Linked DNA regions of Mus musculus: region 1 is linked to region 2. The links are chromatin loops, found by intact Hi-C in ENCODE. Cell type or tissue: left cerebral cortex. All regions are shown on one strand. Each heading gives the region's core, and the rest is flanking DNA. Links, peaks and the distances in the headings are about the cores only.

Region 1 (9,270 bases), core at 802-8,801, 330 kb before region 2:
ATGATAAAGGAGATGCTACAGAAAAAGAAAATATTTGGCCATATTACCAATGGATTCTAAGTAATGAGGGAGGTGCTAGTGCCCAACTGAAGGGAGGGCTGATGATTTTGAATCAGCGACTTGACCTGGCAGAGGAACAGATAGGCATCCTATACCAGATGGCCCAGTTGGGTTGTGAAAGAAAGTTGGGCACTCTGTGTATTACCAGTGTACAATATGAAAATTTTACTCTTGCAGCTAATCTGTCTAGACAGCTTTCTTTGTATCTTGCAGGAAATTGGTCCGAGGGATTCGATAAGACTCTTGAGGCCCTGAGGGTGGCAGTTTTAAGGATCAACTCGACGTGAGTGGACCTGTCATTGACAGAGGGCCTCTCCTCCTGGATTTCATCTGCATTTTCTTATTTTAAGGAATGGGTGGGGGTAGGTTTATTTTGTGTTGCCACCTGCTGTGGACTTGTGTTCATGCTCTGGTTGGTTTGCAAGTTCAGAACCCAACAAACAAATGACAAGGTTGTGATAGCTCAAGCACTTGCTGCCATTGAGCAAGGGGCCTCCCCCAAAATCTGGCTATCTATGCTCAAGAATTAGTTAACATTGGTGACTGGCCTCTTTTGTAGAGTTTGCCCTAGGTCATTTAGTAGTTACTGTCACATAGCACTGCGGTATCCAGGGATGGGCAACTTTCCTCATGCACAGATCAACCTAAGACACGGGGCCCGGTGGCGATAGGGTTACCCTATGACGGGAAAGGCTGTGACATTGGAGGAATGACCTAAGACAGGAGCCACAGCAGATGGACATGATTACACAGACCTAGTCCAGCCTCATTTTAATAAAATAAAGAGGGGGAGACGTGGAGAGCCGTGCCTCGAGCAATCGCGAGCAGCAAGCAATCGCCATTATAAGATGGTGCTGGCCTCCACTGTGCCTAACTAGTAAACAAGCCTTGTAAGCAGGTGCGAGAGTGAACTCACGCCTAGTCACTGCCCATCTCGGGCATAGTAGTGGAGTGATGGGCGAGCAACAAATCAGGAGCTGACACGCCATATCAGGTGCTGAAATGCCATGGCTGAGGGCTATATAAACGACTCCATATTCTGTGGTCGGGGTCTCCCTCCTGAAGAAGCAATAAAGCTTGCCGCAGAAGATTCCAGTTGTCCCGAGTGTGTTCTTGCCAGCGGGGACAAAAGCTAGGGATAGTATGTAGTAACTTCTTTGGAAAAAAAATGGAGAGTAGCCTTTCTGTGAAGAGGTGAATAAGGTGCCTACAAGAACTTAAAAGTGAGTCCTTTTCTAATGATACTAAAATTGATTCTAATCAATGGTGTGTTCATATTTGTTAGGTGTAACCTACTTAAGCTTCTTGCAGAAAATTATGCTTGTATAATAACTATTTTAGAATGGGTGTATTTTTAAATAATAAAGCACACAGTGTGAACACAATGCGCAATGCATTTTTCTTTTATTGCCTATGATTTGAAAATTATTCCAAAACTTGCTTGGGAAATTTTATCTCCATAAGTTCTCAAATTTAAAACTTTGATATAAAAATGTGATTAAAAATGTAGAATTTTTGTTGTTATTGTTTGAAAATAGAGACATTCTATAGTTGGTAAAGTGCTTTGCTTGAAAGCGTGGGAACCTCATATTATTTATCAAAAGTTATGTAAAAACAACCCAAAAAACAAAAAACAAAATCTAATGTTATAGTTCTCTAATGTCAGCGTTGAGGAGTCATAGCCAGATAGATTCTTAGGGGATCCTGACTAGCCAATTAGCTACTTCATAATTCTAAGCAAGGAAGATACCTTTCCTCAACAAATTAATGAATAAATGAATAAATCAATCAATCAATCAATAAATAAATATGAAGCCATCTGAAAAATAATACACAAAAATGTCATCTGACCATCAAGTGTGCACAGGCAACTGGACACATAAATAACTATGTATAAATGCAACACATATACACACATGCACACATACAAACACATATTAATATTTAAATTTCTTAAAAATTTTTAGTCCCACATGATATTGTCTTCCATAATGTGAATGGAAATTTTTTAAATGTTAAAGTATATGTACTTACATAGAAAAATAGTAATTCTCATCTTTGTATTTGTAAAAACTGAACATAAATAGGTACAGGCTATATGAGTTATAAAATGTATTTGCTTTATTTATAGCATGTAATATAGAGCAACTAAGTTTAATACTTTCTTTTCCTGTGACACTCTTTTGTGGAAAATTCTGCATTGGTACAAGTAATAACAAGCAATTAGTATGTAATGCCAATAGTAGGCTGCAGTAGAATTGATTTAATGCTTGGGTAATGGTAGTTTTCATGGAATAACTTTACTCAACATTGAACAAACTGTAAAATGGACACTAACTTGTCCAGGAATTGCCTAACAGACCACTCAGACACTGATCTTAGTCAAACAGGGATAGATTATTGAACACACACACGAGACACCCGGGACTGGTTGATCAGGGATGTAGATCAGACTCAGGAACTGAGACTGCATTCCTAGCTGTTTCCCACGGGCAGCTTATAAAAGCTAAAACAATAAAACCTCATAGCGACCATAAAATCTCATATATAGGTGCAGGAAGTGCTGCTGCTGGTTGGGATCCAAACTTATTGTAGCTAAATAAAGCAGTTCAAACTGACCTTTATTGCAATTGCCTCTAGAGGAGGGAGAGGGTCTGGGGAATTTCCAAATTCCACCAAAGCATAGAATTTAATGGAATAAGCGGTAAATGATTAATCCAGGCATGAGAAAGGTCCTCTGTATCAATGTTAAATGGCTTGGTACAGGCATAAAAGAAAATGGCTACAGTGATGACAGAAAGGCAGCTGTTTTCACGCCATACTTACTGGTGAAGAATAGAATGGAGTTATGTTCTGTGGTCCCTGTCTTCCCGTGGTGTGTCCCTGCTCTGACGCACACCAAGAGGGAAAGGATGAAGCAAAGTCCAGAATGAGCGGGTCAGCATGATGCGGTTCAGCAGTGAATGCTGGTGGGAAGGACGTTTCCTCTGGAGATTGATCTCAGGGCTACAGCTCTTTAAAGTTACGATTCTTTTAGATTAGGGTCAGATAATCACCTCTCTCAAGATAGTATTCAACGAAACAGCTTGTTTGCATATACTTTATTCTCAATGAACCAGGGGTACATATGGACCTTGGAGAGTGGGAGAGTTTTTAAGATAATTTTATATACTCCCCAAAATCAACAAATGGCCAGATCCCCATCATATTTTGTTTTGGAACAGAAATTATTTTGCTGCTTCCCTTGACAAGGGAGAAAGCATCCTTGTGAATGACTAACAAGCATCCCATAGATAGGAGATGAGACAAATCTTCAAAGACTTTGTGGCTGACCATGTTCTAAAACAGTAATGTCTTTTAAATCCAGCTTTAAGGAGTACCTTCTGGCTGATCTTTCTACTTGACTATTTAGCATGACTACAAGAGCCCTGTGCTCTTCTACAGAAGAGAAGTCAGCTGGAAGGCCTGAAAATAACTGCTCTCAAAATAGAAGTGAAAACTGAGAAAGAGAAGGGGGAAAAAAAAAAAAAACACTTGCTGAAGAGATCGTTATTTGCAGAGCTGTAATTTGCAGAAGTTTTCTTCTGGTTTCCGTTTGTGCAGTACACCTTCAGAGAAGTGTCCCAATAATGGCAGGCTGAACTTTTAAACAAGTTGGTGAATTTACATCAATTTAGTGAATCCTCCTTTTCCCTGTTTTTCTTTTAAACAGTTTGAAATTAGAAACATGTTTTTTTCCCAGCTAGAAAAATTCCTCTAGTTTCAGAGTTTATATATTTATTAAAAACTGGATAAGTACAACAGAATGAACAGTGTCATACAGCCTCATTAATAATATAAATATCTTAGCCAGGTGGTGGTGGTGATGGTGGTGGTGGTGCACACCTTTAATCTTAGCACTCTGGAGGCAGAGGCAGAGGCAGAGGCAGGTGGATTTCTGTGAATTCTAGGTCAGCCTGGTCTACAGGGTTTTTACACAGGACCATATATCAGAGGACTTCTTATGTAATAATAATGAAACACAAACTTAATAAAAATGATGTATGTATACTGTAACTTGCGCATACACACACACTATTTTTTTTTCAGATCCTAGAATTAAATGAATGTGAAAACCGATCGGCAAAAGGAAAGAGGGAAGCATTCCGATCAGCCTGAGGGGTATGCAAAGTTTTTTTTTTATTCTTGTGATTACAATATAATTACATTTCTTCCCAATTTTTCCTCTTTCTAACCACTTCCATATCTCCCTCATTGTTCTCTTTCAAATTGCCTCCTTCATCATTAATTGTTTTTGCATATATATACACATATATTCTAACTATCATCTGCTCAGTCTATATGATATTACCTGTAGATATGTTTTTCAGGGCTGACCCTTTCAAATGGGACAACCAATTGGCATATGCTTCCCTGGAAAAGATGATCTCTCTTACTGACAGTAGCAGTTGTCTGGGTTCTTTGTGTAGGGTTGAGGCCTCTTGGGCACATCTTCATTCACTGTGGCAGGTTTATTGGTGTTGCCCTAGTTCAGCTCACGGTTGCACAGTCACATTAGTGGGGCTTTACTGTTATAGCTTCTAGGGTTATGTAAATTTATAATATAAACTGGGTTTTCTACCCAACACCTTTGTTAAAGGTACATTGAGAACTTCTGAGCCTATGATAGTACGAGAGGCAGGGAGTCTTTAGTGTATATCAATGGAGAAAGAAAGGATCATGTCCTGACTTTCAAGGGATTTAGATATAATCAGTCACCAATTAGGGTTTGAGATGATCTGTTCAAATCCTTGGAATCCTGTAGCCCAACACCACTTTAAGGGTGTTCTTCTTTTCTGGATCCCACTTGCTAGCACACTAGTTTGCTGAGAGTGAACTACATACTTCAGACCTTCTGTTCTTGTTATTCAAAATTCACTCAGAAAAAAAAAAAAAAAGTTTTGTTACATAGAAATGCGCCATGCCGCCAGGAAACTTATGCAAACATGAACTCTTTTTGTTACTGCTCTGCCAGACAAGTCTAATAGTGTAGTTGTTTCTACTGAAATTGGTGTTGTAATAGAGCTATAAAGAAGAACTCTAAAGAGTAGAAAATGGCCTGGTTAATGGATTCCATGTGGCCTATAAGAGGACAGGCAGCAAGAACTGTCCCACACTAAGACACAGCACACTGGAAGATTAGCAGGTTTTGAAGAAAAGGAGAAAGTCTAGTTTATGATCACTTGCATATCCTACATATGATGTAGAATGTATTGAGTATACTAGAATTTTCTGGAGTTCTAGGACAAAGAAAAGACAGAAAATATTTTAGTTTGTAACCATATGGTTGATCATATGTGTACCCATTAAGACAAGAAATGGTTGGGACATCCAAGTATTTAGAGACTGGTAAAAGAGGAAAAAAATGGAAAAAAGAAAAATGAGAAAAATGAGTTAAATGTGACAAAGTGATAAATAATACGAAATAATAAATCATCTTTTAATTACATTCTTAATGCTGGTATGAACTACTAGTCCTATGTTAATTTAGCTTCATCCAGTACGTATTTTTAATAGTAAGCACTTATTTTAATGTTATCTGAGAAATAGTGCACAGACATCAACAAGGGAAGTGCCACTTAATTTTGAATAACTGTTTTCAAGAACCACTTTGTTTTTCTGTAGTTATTTTGATTCTATATTAATTTTTAAAAAAAAATTATAGAAATCAGTTATCATAAAAGACCTTGCTATCTGGCATTCCTGTAAGTGTGATCCAAATCTGCATTCCAAACTATAATGGCTTAACTAGGAAATGAGGAATAATCTATCTAGCTCAAAGTAGGTTTCAGATGAATAGGTGTGTCTAGGAAAGTAAGGCATATATAGTGAATCACCAAACGATTGATTGGTTGATGAATATAGAAAAAATATGAAGACCAGAAAATGGAGTGAAACAGAAGGTGGAAAAAAAACTGAATCTGGCAAAATTATTTAAAAGTTATGAGTTTTTGGTAAGAGCATTTGAAGCATGTGTATGTACCTGAACACATGTTATGTGCACCACTTGTTTCTACTGCCAGCGGAGGTCAAAAAAGTGCATGAGCACCTTAGAACTGAAGTAGGTGACCACTTGCATGCTAGTAAGTCAACTTTTTAGCCTTGTTCTTAGTCACTGAGCTCCTGTCCCCATTCTATACTTTCTGTACCTAAGTTTCAAAATTGTTTCAGACAGCTTTAGAAATACTGATAAAATACACATTTTCTTACTAGCAGTAAATTAATCTATTAAGTGCTTTTAGTAAAACCTACTCTGTTGCATCTTGAGATAACCATATAATATTGATTTTCTGAAACAAATCTTAAAATATCACATGCAAATAATTCTGTTGCTAGTAACATAATGGGAAGTGGATTCCATTAGAAAAAAATTCATATTCTATAATCTATTTTATTCTCTAAGCTAACCTCCATTTCATTTGCTAGTTCTTCTAAGTTAAAACTAAGGAACTGGGATACTATGGCATATGGCATACCATCTTCATTAATGCCTACATTCATGTACGAATACATATCCCTTATACACAAAATTAAAAAAAATTAAGTGTGTGTTTTACAAATATTTCTGATAAATTTTATTCATACCATGTTTGAAGCCTGAAAATACTTGAAGATTATTTTGTGGATATATTTTGGGTTTTTTGTTGTTGTTGTTGTTGCTTTTGTGTGTGTATGTGCCAGTATATGGGTTGATTTTGGGGGTTGTTATTAGCAATAATAAAACATGTCTTTTGAGCTATACTGATTATTAATAGATTAATATACTATCAGTAATAGATTTGTGTTAAAACCTGCACTGCAAATTTGACATTAAAATATGACTATAAATTGGGATATTCATTGTGTGTCATAGCATTCTGAAAACAAAGCAGAAATTTCAAGTATCTTAAGAAATCACAGTATTATACAAGCATAATGTTATATCCAAACACATTAATGTATGCATGTGGAACATGCAAACCATTCAACATGCTTCTCTTAAAAATCTTTTATTGAGTGTGTTCTTGGACAATTGCATACATGTTTAATTTCCATTCAGATTAGTGCAACCTCCTCCTAAAAAGCCCACTCTGATCTGTATTACCACAAGCTTCAAGCTCCCTTCAGATGGATGTTCATGAGTTATCTTTGTTATTTTTATGAATCCTACTTATGTTAGCATAGTTCGTCTGTTTGAACATAGGTGGTAGCACCTCAGTGGGTACACAATTGAAGACAATGTCTTCCCTCACCCTGAAATTCATCAATATCAAATAGGTCAATACAAAGAAGTGTGGCTCCATTATCATCTTCCACAATCATACTTGACTGTGGATAGACCTCATTTTGGTTACGCCCTGTACTGGCTAGTTTTGTGTCATCTTGACACAGCTGGAGTTATCATAGAGAAAGGAGCTTCAGTTGGGGAAATGCCTCCACGAGATCCACCTGCTAGGCATTCTCTCAATTAGTGATCAAGTGGGGGAGGTCTCCTTGTGGGTGGTGCCATCTCTGGGCTGGTAGTCTTGGTTCTATAAGAGAGCAGGCTGAGCAAGCCAGGGAAAGCAAGCCAGTAAGTAACATCCCTCCATGGCCTCTGCATCAGCTCCTGCTTCCTGACCTGCCTGAGTTCCACTCCTGACATCTTCTGGTGATTAACAGCAATGTGAAAAGTGTAAGCTGAATAAACCCTTTCCTCCCCTACTTGCTTCTTGGTCATGATGTTTGTGCAGGAATAGAAACCCTAACTAAGACACAACCCTTACAGGCATCTACCGCTCTGATGAGATCATGATAGTACTGGCTGGGCTCATTTGTGATTAGGGTATCAGATATGGCTACTAGTGAAACTGTACACATCAGACTCAAAGAGAGAGTAATGTGAGTGTTTTAGTGACTTGAGCGGGCTTTCCAAAACACTATCCCCCGATAGCATTGTTAAAGTCCCAGAGAGAAGAGAATAGATCTACCTCTAGGACACAAAGTCCCTCTGCCCTAATCCTAAACCCCTGTTACATTTTTATATACTAAGACAATTTAAGTTTTAAAATTACTCCAGGTGCTCACATGTGTGTGCAATTATCCCTTAATTAAATCCAGATAGCCACAAGAATTAGCCTTATATAATCACAATTCATCACTTTATTGTTTGTAACAAGTAGCATTTTGACATGTCATTATCTCCTAATGAGTAGAGCACCCTTTAATTAAGCTAGCACATTAAGTGACAGGCTTAGAGCCATCTGAGGTACCTTCTATATCTTCGTCATCCATTGTTGCTAAACTTTTTAAATGTCCTAATTAAGCTTACTACATGTTTTCTTTGGTTGTTCCCAGATGCTAATGTCAGACAGGTGGTGGTCATGTCTCTAATGGGGTCACATGTGCACTAGCGGATGTGTGTCACCTCTGACAATACCACTAATGACTAGCATGGAAAACTGACTGCAATATAACTGTTTAGTAAAGTTTCATGCTCTCCTACTCAAAAATACACTTTTGAATCTTTAAGACATTTTAAGATGTTTGGTATACAAATATAAGAAAGGAGGCAAGCAGTTTGCCATAGTCTCCAGAAGTCTATGCAGTTTAATCGCTATATGTAATGAAAAGTACAAGAAGTGAGTAAAGATCCATCAGTTTATAAAATGGGTTTTACGTCCTTCCAGAAACTTACAAAAATGTGTTCCTCTTCCTCTTGATTTGTGGTAATAAATTTTCCTTTATAGATTGACTACATTATTATAGGGAAATGATCATATGATTAGAACACTTTTTAATTCCGTTAACATTCTTCTTAGTCATGAGCAAAGGCAGCTTACCTCATACTCCTTCTAATTATTTCTGTGGCTTTGTGACACATGTCAGGCATTTTTCCAAACTTGCTCATTATGAAACATTTCCTTAGCAAAACATTGAGGCATCCTGTGTTAGGATTCATGACTCACTTTCTCACTTTGTACATTTCTGGTGATGCCATTTAACTATATGGGCATCACGCTAGAACAGAATCATTATCTTCTGTTTGTTTCCAATGGATTCTCATTTGTTTCTTTCCCACATCGTGTCTGCCAAGATTCTAAGTTAATTCTTCAAATATTAAACAGCTCTATGTCTTGTTTTACTGTATCTTCTAAGTTGCTCATAATATTTTAAATTCTGTTAGTGATTTTAAGGGAGCATCCACAACCA
Region 2 (9,270 bases), core at 945-8,944:
CTTATAAAGGAAAGCATTTATTTAGGGATGGTTTTTAGCTCAGAGGTTTAATCCATTGTCTTGCTCTTGGTGGTAAGAATGACACCATGAAGTCACATATGGTGCTAGATTGGTAACTGAGAGTTTTTGTATTGCTTATATAGTTAGATAGTTCTGAATAATTTTAGATTTGTCTAATATTTCTTTGGATCATAGAAGAATATATATCCCAATATCTGTTTTTAGTTCAAAATTCTTTTAGTTGATTAAAATACCATATTACTGGTTAGAGGTAGGGGCATATTTCTTTGTTAAACTAATTAGTCCAATCTCTTAATTCAATCCCATTCAAGTTCTTAGAACATGAATTGAAGGGACATTAATTTGGGGTCAAATATCACATAGATAACTGTTGCGTGAAATATTAAAGAAAGAACTGCCAAATTCCCATACTCCATCCAGTAACTCTCTGCCTGCCACTTCTCTGGTGGGGCTGGAACTTCTGAGTTTCCTTCTTTTCCAAGCCAGCACCATACAAGGACCACATACCTCCCAGTCATCTGCTGCTACAATACCAGCAGTTTTGTAGAAACAAAATTCTTGAGGCTTATAGTTAACCAATCAGATTTCTGTATCAATAAATTCTCAATTCATGAGATGCCAATACAATAATTTCAGAACCAATTGATAATGATAAACGCTGCCCACCTAGATTAGACAAATTATCCCAAATATTCTATTCTTCATAACTACATGTAGCTAATTAAAACCACGCAGGATCAGAATCTTCTTCCTGTCTGTACAACACCATCTTCGTTTCCCTTCTCTCCTAAGATGTGCTCTGTCTCTGCAACTCTTAGCCCCACCTTCCTTTCCCTGTCCAATCGCAGGCCTCATGCTGCTCTAATATTTTAATGTAATTGGACAGGGAAAAATCCTGTCACAGATAGCTGCTAACCCATTTCTTGATTTAGTCCTAATTTCAAGTTGAAATGTCACGAATAAGGCCACCACTCTCAACACTACGCTAAGTGTTCTTGTCTTCTAAGCTCCCACCAAAACGTCTCTCAATGAGCTCTAGTCCAAGTATCCTATGGCCTCTCTAGCCTAAATATTTCACTTCTAACTAAAACAATATCTCGAACTATCAAAGATAGAATTAGTCAAGAGCCCTGTTTTTCAGAACCATATTTTGTATCAGTTTCTCTTCCTATGGCTGCAATAAAACACACTGGAAAAAAAAAACTGTGAGGCAGAAGGAACTTATTTGCTAAGGTCCATATGATATAATTTGGAAAGTGGAAAGAACAGGAGGTTGAAGCAGCTGGTCACATCAGGTCTACACTTGAGAAGAGGAAAGATTTGAACATGGATGCTTAGTTCAATTTCTCCAGGAAATGGTACCAACTACAACTAAGATGTCTTCCATCCCAATGAACATAAGATGAATTTCCATAGTTTATCCAGAAGTTTATCCATCTTCTAGGGGTCTCTAGATTTTGTCAAATGGAGAATTTACAATGACTGTCACAGGTAAGATAGAAAATGAACATTATAAAAATAAGAAATGATGATTATTGACAAAGACAGCTTCTCAATATCCTTATACTCCTTCATTTACATTTCTTCTGAACTGGTAAATGTGATATTTAACATGCCTAAGAGTATTAATAACTGTGATGAAGAGCTTAATATGTAGAGATAATACTGATTTATCTGGATAAGTTGAATGTAGCACCAGGGTCCTCAAAAACTCATATTCTGGAAACTATTTTTATGAAACAATCAATCAGGTGAAATCTCACGCAAGATTTTAATGAGTTTTAAAAATGTAAACAATAAAATAACTATGATCTATTTTCAAGGAAATATTATGCAGTGGTAAATGATTTCTCACAGGCATTATTTTATGTCATTATTAATAGATATATAATAAATAAAGCATACAAATATGTGCATTCTAAAACAGATAATAAAATAGTTTCTTTTGACATTTGTGTGGAATAGATTTAAAACTTTTAAATGTAATTTCATGGTCTCCTATATGAGAAATTAGTGCCTATTTTACTCTTTAGAATAAATCAATTTTATAAGCCATACATCCTACAAATCATAAAATTTTAACGAAATAATGAAAAATACATATTGAGCTAAAATAACACCAACTTGTTGTCAAGAACAAAAAGAAAGCTGCAATAATGTTTTGATAATATCATAATATGTAGTGTGTAGTTGGCTTCCTACTAAATGTATGTCATTTATTTCTGTGTAATATGTTGTTATATGCACTGACCTTGGAGCGACAAAAACAAAAATGTGAGGAGCACAAGATACAAATTGCTATCAAAATAGAAAGTGAATGACTCATATACCTAGATAAATATTATATAATGCTGTAACCTGAGGATCTGAAATAACAATAGTGATCAAAATATAACAATCTAATATACTTATTCTAAAAAGTAGGAACTTTATTAATAATTTTTGAAAATACTGACAAAGTCAGTGAATATTTGTTCAACAATTTATTCAAGAGGTTGATATATAATTATTTTCCTAAATATTTAATAGTGGTGAATTAGTAAGTATTTTTATTTCCCATGGACCTTTAAGAGAGATTATATTCAAACAAGATTTCAGACATATGTTGGGAAATTATTAGTCTTTGATGTCAGAGAAATTTATTAATCCATTTATATGAAGAACTATGCCTTAGCTCTTCTGGGAAACATAATTATTCATATTGAACAATCTAGAAATGAGAACAGGTTGTATCCAAGTATTTTGTACAGAAATATTCTGTATAGTTTTGAAGTAAAATACATCCAAAACTTTTTCTCAAATGCAAACAAACAAAAAACTAGTATCTTGTTTCTCTAGCTAATTAGATTCCTTAAAACATTAAATATGAACTTGTATATTATTAAATGTAAGCATATTTCTCTTCCCATTTATTTTTCTCCAACAACTGGAAAAACACACTTGAAATCTTGTGGGATGTGTCCTCTTGCATGCTATTGAGTAAGCTAGTGGCTGGTAGGATATAGATTATTACATATGGGGTTGCTCCATGGAAATTTTCCAAACTCCACATACTAATATAATTACAAGTCTATGCCTACCACCAAAGTTTGAGTTGAGAGATTTTAGAGTTCCAAATAAGTGAGGATTCCTAGAGAAGGGTATGTATGAAGACAATATGAAGTTCTGCTTCTGATGCAAATTTTGTCATGATACTTTCTGTGATATATCTTTTAGTAAACTAGTAAGTATAAATATTCACATTGTTGAACCCCATGGATTGCTTTAACAGTCCAAGAGCAATCTTGTGTGAACATTTCTTGGGAGCAGACTGTGTACACGTTGGCACACTGACATATATATGTGTATGTTTGTGTGTGTGTATGTGTGTGTATACATACATACATACATATATACATACATACATACATAGAGATGCATTTTTTTCACTCCCAAATTTCTCAAGCATGCAGTAATTTTATAAGACACTGCATTTTAGGCCTGTCACAAATAACCATTATTTTTAGTACACTTAAGTAATGTCAGAATAGTCTTGAAATAGAGTATGTATCATTCGAAGATTGTTGTAAGGTGATAGTGGTAAAAGAGATGGATATCTCAATCCACCCACAAAACTTTCAACCCAAAATTTGTCTTGCCTACAAGATGTACAAGGATAATGATGAAGCAGAGACTGACGAAAAAGCCATCACATGACTACCTCAACTTGAGACACAACCTGTCTTAGGGTTTTATTGTTGTGAACAGACAACATGACCAAACCAACTCTTCTAAGGGACAACATTTAATTGGGGCTGACTTAAAATTTCAGCAGTTTAGTCCATTATTATCATGGCAGGAAGGATAGCAACACTCAGACAGAGATGTTGCTGGGGAGGGAGCCAAGGATTCTACATCTTGATCTGAATGCAGCCAGGAGAAAGTGTCTCAAGGGCAGCTAGAAGGAGAGCCTCAAAGCCCATCTGCACAGTTACACACTTCCTTCAAGAAGGCTATACCTAATAGTACCATTCCCTGGCCCAAGCATACTCAAATCACCATATATCCCATATAAAAGAGCCAATCCCTGACACTATTAATGATACTCTGCTATGCATTTGGAAATGAGCCTAGCATAACTGTCCTCTGAGAGGCCTCATCTAGCAACAGATGGAGGCAGAAGCAGGGACCCACAGCCAGACAGGCAGAAATCAAAGAGTCTTTTGAAAGAGTGAGGGATAGAAGGGAGTAAGTCAGAGGGGTCATTCACACTATGAGAAGAACCCCAGAGTTAACTGGGACTGTTGGGGCCAAAGGAGCCGAGGAGCATGCAGGAGCTGGATCTAAACTCTACAAATTTGGAACAAATGACAGCTTGGTCTTTATGTGGGTCGCCTAAAATGTTGAATAGGGGTTGCCTTGGTCTCTGTTCCCTGTCATTAGATCTTCTTCATCTCTACTTGGACTGCCTCACTGGGACTTGGTGGGAGAAGATGTGCCTAGAAATGGTGGGTCTAGATGATCCAGGGTGGGGTGGTACCCAAGGGAAAATCTCCTAAGTAGTGGGAGACAAGCTTACTTCTTTGAAAACAGAAATACATTTTCTGGGAAAAGACATAAATGAGTCATAGTGTAAAGTCTCCCACAAATGCAACACACAGAGATTAGAAACCCAGGATGAAAGCCAGCACAATGTTGAAAACAGCATCTGACTCAGCTTCACTGGACTGCATCAGACAGCTGTGCTGCCTTCATGGCTCTCGCCATTTTTAAATGGCTTGGTTATTTAAGAGCGGGCTTCATCTTAATCATTTCATCTAACATATAATACGCTTTCAAATTCCCTATTTAAATCAAGAGTGTGGCCTTTATGACAGCTCACATTAGATGTTCCCTGCCATATTTGGTCTTTTCCTTATACCAGTGTATTAGGTTGTATAATATACATAATTGGTCCAGCTGAGAGAAGGGACTCATGAAAGACATCCCAAGCCAAATTCCATATGTTAAGCCTGGCAGGTGATTGTGAATCTCTGATACAAACCTTCAACATAAAAATGTAAATTTTAAAACTAAAATAGCTATTTTATATTTTTTATTGTAAATAAAATTTCTTTCATTCAGTATATTCTGATCACAGTTTTTCCTCTCTTATATTCTCTCAGATCTTCCCCCAACATCCCATCCTGACAGGTTTATGCTTCATATCTCTCAGCTAAAGGTTCCTTTGTTACTTTATATGTAAGTTGGCTTTTTCAAGTTTTCAGTAAAATATTTAACCAAAATGTATTCAAGACATAAATCACAAGACCTTGAAAACTTAATTATATATGTGGTAAGCAGGAAAAGAGCAGCTGTAGTCTGGTCACTGTGGCTTCTGACTGTCAGGATATCCATTTGTGATTTAATTCCCTTGTGGCTGCAAACAGATCTCCTATTCTTCTTATACCAACCTTTAAGGCACAGTGACATTTTCCCATACTTACACATTAGCAACTAGTCTTCATTGTCAACTGATTCTGGCTGGATTACAATGTCATTGGCCCTGTAGTTTTATCTTCTGCTTTGTATTTCAATACTATATTGAAAGATAGGAAAATAGTACTCAAAGGGGACTAGAGAGATGTCTCAGTCATGAAAACCATACACTGCTCTTCAAAAAAAAAATGTGGTTTCAGCTCACACCATCAAAACAATTACTTATAACCACTGTCTGTAAGTCTAGTTCCAGGAGGTCCAACATGCCCTTCTGGCTCCCCAGGGCACTAGAAACTTATACACTTACACCAGCCAAAATGCTTACACACATGAAAGAAAAATAAAAACAATCCTTAAGATGATGATGGCTCTAAAGAAGAGATTCAATATACCATGATGAAGAGTAAAGGGTCACTACATTATTCTTTAAATATGCCACCTAACATATATATATATATATCTCCATAAAAATACTTAAAACCCACAGGATATACCATACTGTACCTCTACTGTGTTTGGAAGGGGATCAATTTAATACCTGATTGGACTGCTTGCTTTTATTTTCTTTAACAAGTAAAAATATGATTACAATATATAAAAGGAATTCTTTCCATTTAGCGGGTAAGAACTGAGAGACATCTGTAGTAAATGCGTTTACGGAACTGTGTGTTCTGCTGTTAACACCTCCATCATGCTAACAGACACAGCTTACTGAATGACCACACTGTGGAGCTGTGATCAAAGTATTAAGAGATGGATTTTGAATTTTTGATCTTAGCCATTCTGACTGGTGTGACATGGCATCTCAGGGATGTTTTGATTTGCATTTCCCTGATGATTAAGGATGCTGAACATTTTTTCAGGTGCTTCTCAGACATTCGGTATTCCTCAGGTGAGAATCCTTTGTTTAGCTCTGAGCCCCATTTTTTAATGGGGTTATCTGACTTTCTGGAGTCCACCTTCTTCAGTTCTTTATATATATTAGATATTAGTCCCCTGTCTGATTTAGGATAGGTAAAGATCCTTTCCCAGTCTGTTGGTGGCCTTTTTGTCTTATTAACGGTGTCCTTTGCCTAACAGAAGCTTTGCAAATTTATGAGGTAACATTTGTCAATTCTCAATCTTACAGCACAAGTCATTGCAGTTCTATTCAGGAATTTTTCCCCTGTGCCAATATCTTCAAGGCTTTTCCCCACTTTCTCCTCTATAAGTTTTAGTGTCTCTGGATTTATGTGGAGTTCCCTGATCCACTTAGATTTGACCTTAATACAACGAGATAGGAATGGATCAATTCGCATTCTTCTACATGTTAACCGCCAGTTGTGCCAGCACCATTTGTTGAAAATGCTGTCTTTTTTCCACTGGATGGTTTTTGCTCCCTTGTCACAGATCAAGTGACCGAAGGTGTGTGGGTTCATTTCTGGGTCTTCAATTCTATTCCACTGGTCTCCTTGTCTGTCACTATACCAGTACCATGCAGCTTTTTTCTTTTTTTTTTTTTTTTTTTTTCTTTGGTCGGGGCATTTTATTATAGCAACAGAAAGGAAAGTAAAACAGTCCCCATCAAAGGTACCTTGGGAATGATGGAAATTTTCTGCAATCTATATGTGCTGTGAATTTTGATTTTGCTATTCAATTCTTCTTGGTGGTTCTATATTGGACTCAGAAGCATCTAAACTGTACAATGCTACTGCACAATTCCTCTGTAGTACAGCTTTAGGTCAGACATGGTGATTCCACCAGAGGTTCTTTTATCCTTGAGAAGAGTTTTTGCTATCCTAGGTTTTTTGTTATTCCAGATGAATTTGCAGATTGTTCTTTCTAATGCATTGAAGAATTGAGTTGGAATTTTGATGGGGATTGCATTGAATCTGAAGATTGCTTTTGGCAAGATAGCCATTTTTACTATATTGATATTGCCAATCCATGAGCATGGGAGATTTTCCACCTTCGGAGATCTTCTTTAATTTCATTCTTCAGAGACTTGAAGTTCTTATCATACAGATCTTTCACTTCCTTAGTTAGAGTCATGCCAAGGTATTTTATATTATTTGTGACTATTGAGAAGGGTGTTGTTTCCCTAATTTCTTTCTCAGCCTGTTTATTCTTTGTGTAGAGAAAGGCCATTAACTTGTTTGATATAATTTTATATCCAGCCACTTCAACAGAGCTGTTTATCAGGTTTCGGAGTTCTCTGGTGGAATTTTTAGGGTCACTTATATATACTATCATATCTTCTGTAAAAAGTGATATTTTGACTTCTTTCTTTCCAATTTGAATCCCCTTGATCTCCTTTTGTTGGCAAATTGCTCTGGCTAGGAATTCAAGTACAAGGTTGAATAGGTAGGGAGAAAGTGGGCAGCCTTGTCTAGTCCCTGATTTAGTGGGATTGCTTCCAGCTTCTGACCATTTACTTTGATGTTGGCCACTGGTTTGCTGTAGATTGCTTTTATCATGTTTAGGTATGGGCCTTGAATTCCTGATTGTTGTAAGAATTTGTCAAATGTTTTCTCCTCATCTGAGGAGCTGATCATGTGGTTTTCATCTTTGTGTTTGTTTATATAATGGATTACGTTGATGGATTTCCGTATATTAAACCATCTCTGCATCCCTGGAATGAAACATATTTGGTCAGTAGGGATGATTGTTTTAATGTGTTCTTAGATTCGGTTAGCGAGAATTTTATTGAGAATTTTTGCATCAATATTCATAAGGGAAATTGGTCTGAAGTTCTCTATCTTTGCATCTTTCTGTGGTTTAGGTATCAGAGTAATTGTGGCTTCATAGAATGAATTGGGTAGAGTACCTTTTGCTTCTATTTTGTGGAGTAGTTTGTGCATAATTGGAATTAGATCATCTTTGAAGGTCTGATAGAACTCTGCACTAAACCCATCTATTTCTGGGCTTTTTTTTTTTTTTTTTGGTTGGGAGACTATTAATGACTGCTTCTATTTCTTTAGGGGATATGGGACTATTTAGATCATTAACTTGATCTTGATTTAATTTAGTACCTGGTATCTGTCTAGAAATTTGCCAATTTCATCCATGTTTTCCAGTTTCATTGAGTATAGCCTTTTGTAGAAGGATCTCATGATGTTTCTGATTTCTTCAGGATCTGTTGTTATCTGTCCCTTTTCATTTTTGATTTTGTTAATTAGGATGATGTCCCTGTGCCCACTTGTGAGTCTGGCTAAGGGTTTATCTATCTTGTTGATTTTCTCAAAGAACCAGCTCCTTGTTTGGTTGATTCTTTGAATAGTTCTTCTTGTTTCCACTTGGTTGATTTCGCCCCTGAGTTTGATTATTTCCTGCATTCTACTCCTCTTGGGTGAATTTGCTTCCTTTTGATCTAGAGCTTTTAGGTGTGTTGTCAAGCTGCTAGTGTGTGCTCTCTCTAGTTTCTTTTTGGAGACACTCAGTGCTCTGAGTTTTCCTTTTAGAAATGCTTTCATTATGTCCCATAATTTTTGGTATGTTGTGGCTTCATTTTCATTAAACTTTAAAAAGTCTTTAATTTCTTTCTTTATTCCTTCCTTGACCATTGAGAAGAGTGTTGTTCAGTTTCCAAGTGAATGTTGGCTTTCTATTATTTATGTTGTTATTGATGATCAGCCCTAGTCTATGGTGTTCTGATAGGATGCATGAGACAATTTCAATATTTTTGTATCTGTTGAGGCCTCTTTTTTTGACCAATTATATGATCTATCTTGGAGAAGGTGCCATGAGGTGCTGAGAAGAAGGTATATCCTTTTGTTTTAGGATAAAATGTTCTGTAGATATCTGTTAAATCCA

Evidence for each region. Peaks named below come from ENCODE experiments on the same cell type or tissue, not always from the same donor. Only the 100,000 strongest peaks of a DNase experiment are listed, where the experiment ranks them.
Region 1: it touches region 2 in a loop (10-fold over the local background); 4 of 42 quality-filtered maps call a loop at or near these places.

The regions. Positions count from the first base shown.
Region 1 is chr5:82,724,920-82,734,189 of GRCm38, forward strand. No RefSeq gene overlaps it. Among named protein-coding and RNA genes, the nearest start is that of Mir1187, 70 kb to the right of the region's middle. In left cerebral cortex, for the core only: no CTCF peak of the experiment used is centred there; DNase peaks (open chromatin) are centred at 3,027, 3,489, 4,558 and 5,003; H3K27ac peaks cover 2,214 bases.
Region 2 is chr5:83,050,325-83,059,594 of GRCm38, forward strand. No RefSeq gene overlaps it. Among named protein-coding and RNA genes, the nearest start is that of Mir1187, 260 kb to the left of the region's middle. In left cerebral cortex, for the core only: no CTCF peak of the experiment used is centred there; DNase peaks (open chromatin) are centred at 4,194 and 4,675; H3K27ac peaks cover 1,706 bases.